Regions from separate parts of the Homo sapiens genome. Here region 1 is linked to region 2. Evidence: chromatin loops called from intact Hi-C (ENCODE). Cell type or tissue: lower leg skin. All regions are shown on one strand. Each heading gives the region's core, and the rest is flanking DNA. Links, peaks and the distances in the headings are about the cores only. Region 1 overlaps LOC124903153 (a long non-coding RNA gene). Region 2 has its middle 200 kb from the start of LINC02343.

Evidence for each region. Peaks named below come from ENCODE experiments on the same cell type or tissue, not always from the same donor. Only the 100,000 strongest peaks of a DNase experiment are listed, where the experiment ranks them.
Region 1: a loop joins it to region 2, with 21 times the contacts of the local background. A loop is called at or near these places in 2 of 110 quality-filtered maps.

Annotation. Positions count from the first base shown.
Region 1 is chr13:34,031,712-34,034,639 of GRCh38, forward strand. The region is part of intron 1 of LOC124903153 (a long non-coding RNA gene); the gene reads left to right. Among named protein-coding and RNA genes, the nearest start is that of RFC3, 220 kb to the left of the region's middle. In lower leg skin, for the core only: no CTCF peak of the experiment used is centred there; no DNase peak of the experiment used is centred there.
Region 2 is chr13:34,145,718-34,148,645 of GRCh38, forward strand. No RefSeq gene overlaps it. Among named protein-coding and RNA genes, the nearest start is that of LINC02343, 200 kb to the right of the region's middle. In lower leg skin, for the core only: no CTCF peak of the experiment used is centred there; no DNase peak of the experiment used is centred there.

The sequences.
Region 1 (2,928 bases), core at 290-2,789, 110 kb before region 2:
TCAGAAAAGCTGGTCATAAAGCACACGGTGAATTCAAAGCACTTTGGCCGAAGGCAGACTGTATATCTCTCCGGCAGGAACTCATGCTGCACAGCTGTTTTGTCTCTGGCAGTGTCAAATCCTATACCTGCTGGAAGCAACAGGGAACCCAAGTTCAGGAGCACAGTTTTTTTCTTACTCAGTATATAAGGAAGAGCTTGGGAAGACTACAGAATATTTGCTGCCATGTATTTGCATCGAAATCCTTTTAAACCAACTGCAAGAGGAAACAGAAATATTCCAGCATCTGAAAGAACAAAGAGTGTAGTCTTCTAGAGAAATAATGTTATTTGCATGAATATATAAACCCTGTAGTAAATTATTTGTTCAAGCCTCTATGGAAAATTCCTGAGCAAATAGACAGAAGCAAAATAGGAAGTAAAATGCTTCAATTTTACCCTTTCTTTAAAGCACATTTTAATTCCTTAGACATTGGGACAAATTTCAGAAGTCTTCTTGAAGAAGCAATATAGTACCCCCTGAGGTCGTCTTCCTGGGATCAGATGCTGGGTGAATTCACTGATCTCAGTTCACCGGGGGCTGGCAGCATCATTCCCATTTCTCTTACAGTTGGTAAAGGCATCCATCTGCCACTATAGCCTGTGTTTTCATGGTCTTTTTGAGACTGAGGCATCATCCTCATTTTTTAATAGATATTTTTGAAACTAAAGGAAAGGGTTCCTTAAGGATAAATAGCTCAGTCCTATTTCTCTAGAAATTTTACTTAATAGCTGTGTGATTTTATGTAAAGCATAACCCCTCTCTTGGCCCCAATTTCCTCAACTATAAAATGGCAATAACTATCTATGTTGTAAGAAAACAATATAAATAATCTAGCATGTGAAAGAACTGAGCACAGTATCTGGAATATACAGATACTTAGTAAATCTTTGCTCTGTAAAGGAATAAAAAGGCCTGAATATTTAAAAGAGACCGATCATATTCCTGAGGAATACTTGTGATCTAGCAATACAAATATCTGATGGGAACGCTATTTCAAAATGAGAGCAATGGTATCTTGAAATCAAAATCCAGAACAAAATGTTCCACAGATAATTAATGCATTTTAATATTTACAAAAGACAGACACCAAGTTTCATTACTTCTGTTTTCAGGATTTAGGAGATGTGCAAATTTTGTAATTTATCATTCAATTTCAAGACCAACCTAACCCTTCCTTCCTCCCGTGCTCTCTCTTCTGAGACTCTGACATCCCTAGGACTCAGATGACCAGAACTGGTTATTTTTATGGCATCAATTTTCAATAACAATTATGCAACTCATATTTAGTTTTAATTATTATTTTAAAATTAGATTTATAGAACATAAAATACTGAATGGTATGCATTTTCAATGAACCTTTGAACTCTTGAGGAACTTTTGTAAAGAAGTTAACAAGGCCTGTTGGACTAAAAGTTGTCACCAAATGAAACTATGCTGAAAATGTGTTTGTGTGTTATTGTCTGTGTTTATTTGTAGGGAAATGGACCCACTAATCTTGCCATCTCACTCAACTAAATCAGTATTTCCACTTTCTGTGATTCATTCAGTAGTACTAATAGTTGCCCTTTGCAGAACAATTATTATATTCCAGGCTTTATATAACTTATCTCATTTGATCTTCACCACAAACTGTGAATACTTTTATTATCCCCATTTGACAGATGAACCAAGTTTCATAACTTGAGGCTCCTGAGATCAGTTCAAGTAGGAAAGTGGGGAGATGTGGCATATTAATAAGGAATCGGGTGGGATAAGCATAAACTAGTTAATATTTGGGCACGATCTTATTTTTTCCTAAGTATAAATTATAGATTGTTTCTGAAGAAAAAAGGTTTTTTTTTTTTTTTTTTTTTTTTTGTTTGTTTGTTTTTTTTTGAGACAGAGTCTCGCTCTGTCACCCAGGCTGGAGTGCAGTGGTGCAATCTCCACTCACTGAAAGCTCCGCCTCCTGGGTTCACGCCATTCTCCTGCCTCAGCCTCCTGAGTAGCTAGAACTACAGGCGCCCACCACCACACCCGGCTAATTTTTTGTATTTTTAGTAGAGATGGGGTTTCACCATGTTAGCCAGGATGGTCTCGATCTCCTGATCTCATGATCCGCCCGCCTTGGCCTCCCAAGGTGCTGGGATTACAGGCGTGAGCCACCGTGCCCAGCCAAGAAAAAAGTTTTGATAAAAAGTACATAAAAAGTTAGAGTTTGGGAGTTCTGATTTTATCCATGAAAGATTAAGTGCTCTGAGATTTGCCTTCCACCATATCCAACTAGAAAACCAAACAAAATATAGAGCATAACAACTTTCAAACATTGAACAAGAGGTAGGACCATGACTCCAAGAGAAGGGAAGTAAATGTACTGAGTCCTGTAATTGTCCAGGTTCGAAGGCAGTTTCGATGCATAGCACAGGGTAGGAACCCAAGCAAAGCCCAGTGGTCTTACAGAGTCGAGGAGGTGGACTTCAGAATCCAGGCAGTTAGAACTTTCAGTATTTACAGAATCCTAGAGCAGAGAAAGCTACACACACACATATACACAGAGAAAGAGAGAGGACATGCTCTGGAAATCTTCAGAGTTCTCTGAAATCTTTGGCTTTTTAGATCAAGTTTAGCCTAAAGCTGCCTCCTTACATATTTTAAGTTTGGCTTAAAGGTTTCTCTGTACACTGTGAACTATCACAAGTGGAAGTGTAAACAGACTGTACCCTACACTTGTGCCAATCACCAAGTTTTGGCCAATCAAATGTAGCTAACTGTTCAAATCATGTTCAACTAAGGCAAATGTGGAGCTGTAGCCAATCCGGCTTTTTCTGTCCCTCACTTCCATTTTCTGTATGTTTCCTTTTTCTGTCCATAAATCTTTCACCATGTGGCTGCACTGGAGTCTCTGAG
Region 2 (2,928 bases), core at 209-2,708:
ACAGGCTGGGTAAAATGCCTTGTCTTACTATCTTGCACGTGTGTGTGTGTGTGTGTGTGTGTGTGTGTATGTAAGTGTGTGCGTGTATGTCTTCTTTTTCAAAAATTTAAATTGTGGTAAAATACACATAACGTAAAATTTATTATCTTAACCATTTTCAAATATAAAGTTCAGTAGCATTAAGTACATTCACATGGTTGTGCAAACATCATTACTATCTATCTCCAGAACATTTTTCATTTTGCAAAACTGAAACTCCGTGCCTATTAAATAGGAACTCCCTCATTCTGCTTTGTGTCTCTATGAATTTGGCTACTCTAGGTACCTCATATAAGTAAAATCAAACAATATTTGCTATTTTGTGCTCAACTTATTTCACTTAACATAATGTTGTTAAGGCTCATCTATGTTATAGCATGTGCCACAATCTCCTTCCTTTTGGAAGGCTGATTAATATTTCACTCTAGGCATAAACCATATTTTGCTTATCCTTTCATCTGTTGATGGACACGAGTTGTTTCCACCTTTTGGCTGTTGTTAATAATGCTGTTAGGAACGTGGACATGCAAATCTCTTTTTAAGACCTTGCTTTCAATTCTTTTGGCTATATACACAGAATATAAATTTGTATTATCAATCTTACAATAAGTAAGATTATAATACAGTGTGTGCCAGTGTTTGAGGTATTATCGATGGGCCACTCCTCAATATTCTTCCTTGCAGTGCTGGGGCTGGGACTCTGCAAACTGACTTGTTATTGTGCTTTCACTATTATTATCAATATTATTATTGTTTTTATCCAAATATAACAGAGTTCTCTTAAATTAGGCAGGGTTTATATGCTTACAAATGTGCTCACTCCCTGACATTAGAAAGGGATCCTAACAAGAACTTTTTCCTGAACTACATTCTGCTAAACAAAAATGGAAACATTGAGCGGGATGTTTCTGAGCACTAAGAACATCTGCAGCGTTAAACACATGTCAGAGGCACACCCTTCAGCATTATTTCATGAATGAAGTGCAAGGAAAAATCTCACCTAGTGCAGTAATGGGTACAGAGTTCGTAACTGTCAATGGAATACTCTAAGCACAATGACAACTTTTATCATCTAGCTTTACATGGAGTAGGCACTTTTATTATGTGTTTATATATATCATTGCTGTGTGTTTCAACTGAATATATATTATTCCCATTTCACAGAAGGTAAATGAAGCTTAAAGAGGACTCAACTTTGTACATACAAAACCAGAGCCATTCAGTAGTCACATCCTGAGGCCTTTTTGTTTTCATCTCTGATACCAAAGCAGCACATGTAACATCAAAGAAATTGTTCAAATATTAAAGTTTTCTAAATGACTGAATTGTAAATATAGGCTTTTGTAAAAATCACAAAATTATGGAGTAAATTTTATAAATATATACATATATGAAATTTATAATATACATACATATCATATATATAACAAGATTATGTGTGTGTGATAGGGGCGTGTGTGGGTGTAAGTTTTTTACTCTGATAGGGTCCTGGACTTGGCTGTGTGATCTTAAACAGAACAGTTCCCTGCAAGTGAGTTGCCTCGTCTGTAAGATGGGAATAATAATATCAGCCTCATTGGGGTGTTGTGATGATTAACTGAATTAATCCTTGGAAAGTTCTCGACACAGTGCCTGGCACATCATCAATATTCAACAAATGCTAGTTCTCTCTCCCTCACTTCAGACCCTCAGAGTATAAAGCAAAATGGGATAATGCACGTGACTGGGAGCCATAGCTGCAAAGATCTATACAAATCTAACATGTTCTTATTACAAAGCTGTATTAGTCGTAAAGTCAGAAATCTAAGAAGTTAATTATTCTGAGAATCATGAGGTGTAACTTTCAATTATTAAGGATGATGAGGAAAAGCTTTGAATGGATAATCCGAAACAAAGGACCATTGATTTAAGCAAATTAGATTGCATTGTATGAATATGTTATTATCTATTTCAACTCTGATAACCATCAATTAACACATAGTTGTTTTCAGAGAGGAGACAACAGAGAACAGTGAGCGGAGAGAAAAAGTCTCCTTAACCCAGAGTTCCTTGTCTTTCACCAGTGGGGACTTCCATGACTTGGCTAGACTGAGGGGTCTGGGGTGTGACTTGGCTGTTTCTGCTCTCTGTGGGCTTCCTGGGTAAGGGTGTTCAGCTTAACTCACATCCAACCACAGGTCAGTTTTCACAAAGTGTTTCAATCAAACATGATGTGCTGGCCTGTTTGCTTTCATCAGCTCCATTCTGTTCCTTTCGCTGCTTTTGCCTTGTATCCTAGGAAACTACCTTTCCTAGGCTCCCTTAAGACTGGCTTCCTGGTAGTTTTGGCCAATGGGAGGCATTGGCAGAAGGCTGCAAGGCTGGAAGAGGGAAAAATAGGGTAGGTTTTTCCATCTTGCTCAGCTTTGGAGCCATCTGCAGATCTGGCAGCAGCTGCATCTTCCTCATGGCTCTAACACTGGTCAGTAGTACCTCTCCCTGAGGTTCTAACACCTACCATGTGCCACCCTCTCCCACAGTTTTGTTTCCTGCTCTTGGGCTCTGGGAATGAAGGCTACCCCATCCTCTTGCCACTCCACCCTTAGATTCATGGTGGTGACTGGATGCTGCTATTCCAAGTTTTATTTTTTGCCATCTCAACTCATCACCTTTGTAACCCATTTCTTTTATTCAATTCTGTTTGTGGAAGGACTTGGAGAGGATTTTGTTATCTGACTGGACCTGTGAAATGCATATGAGGGGATCACTCCCCACCTTAGGTTGGCGGGAAGTGGCTCTGTTGGCATTAGCATCTCTGTCCCAGAGCAGCGCCCACCGTGCCTTCTCCCCTTCACGTTCCACAGTAGCCCGTTCTCATCCTAGCTGTAGGGAGACATCATGTCCCTTCCT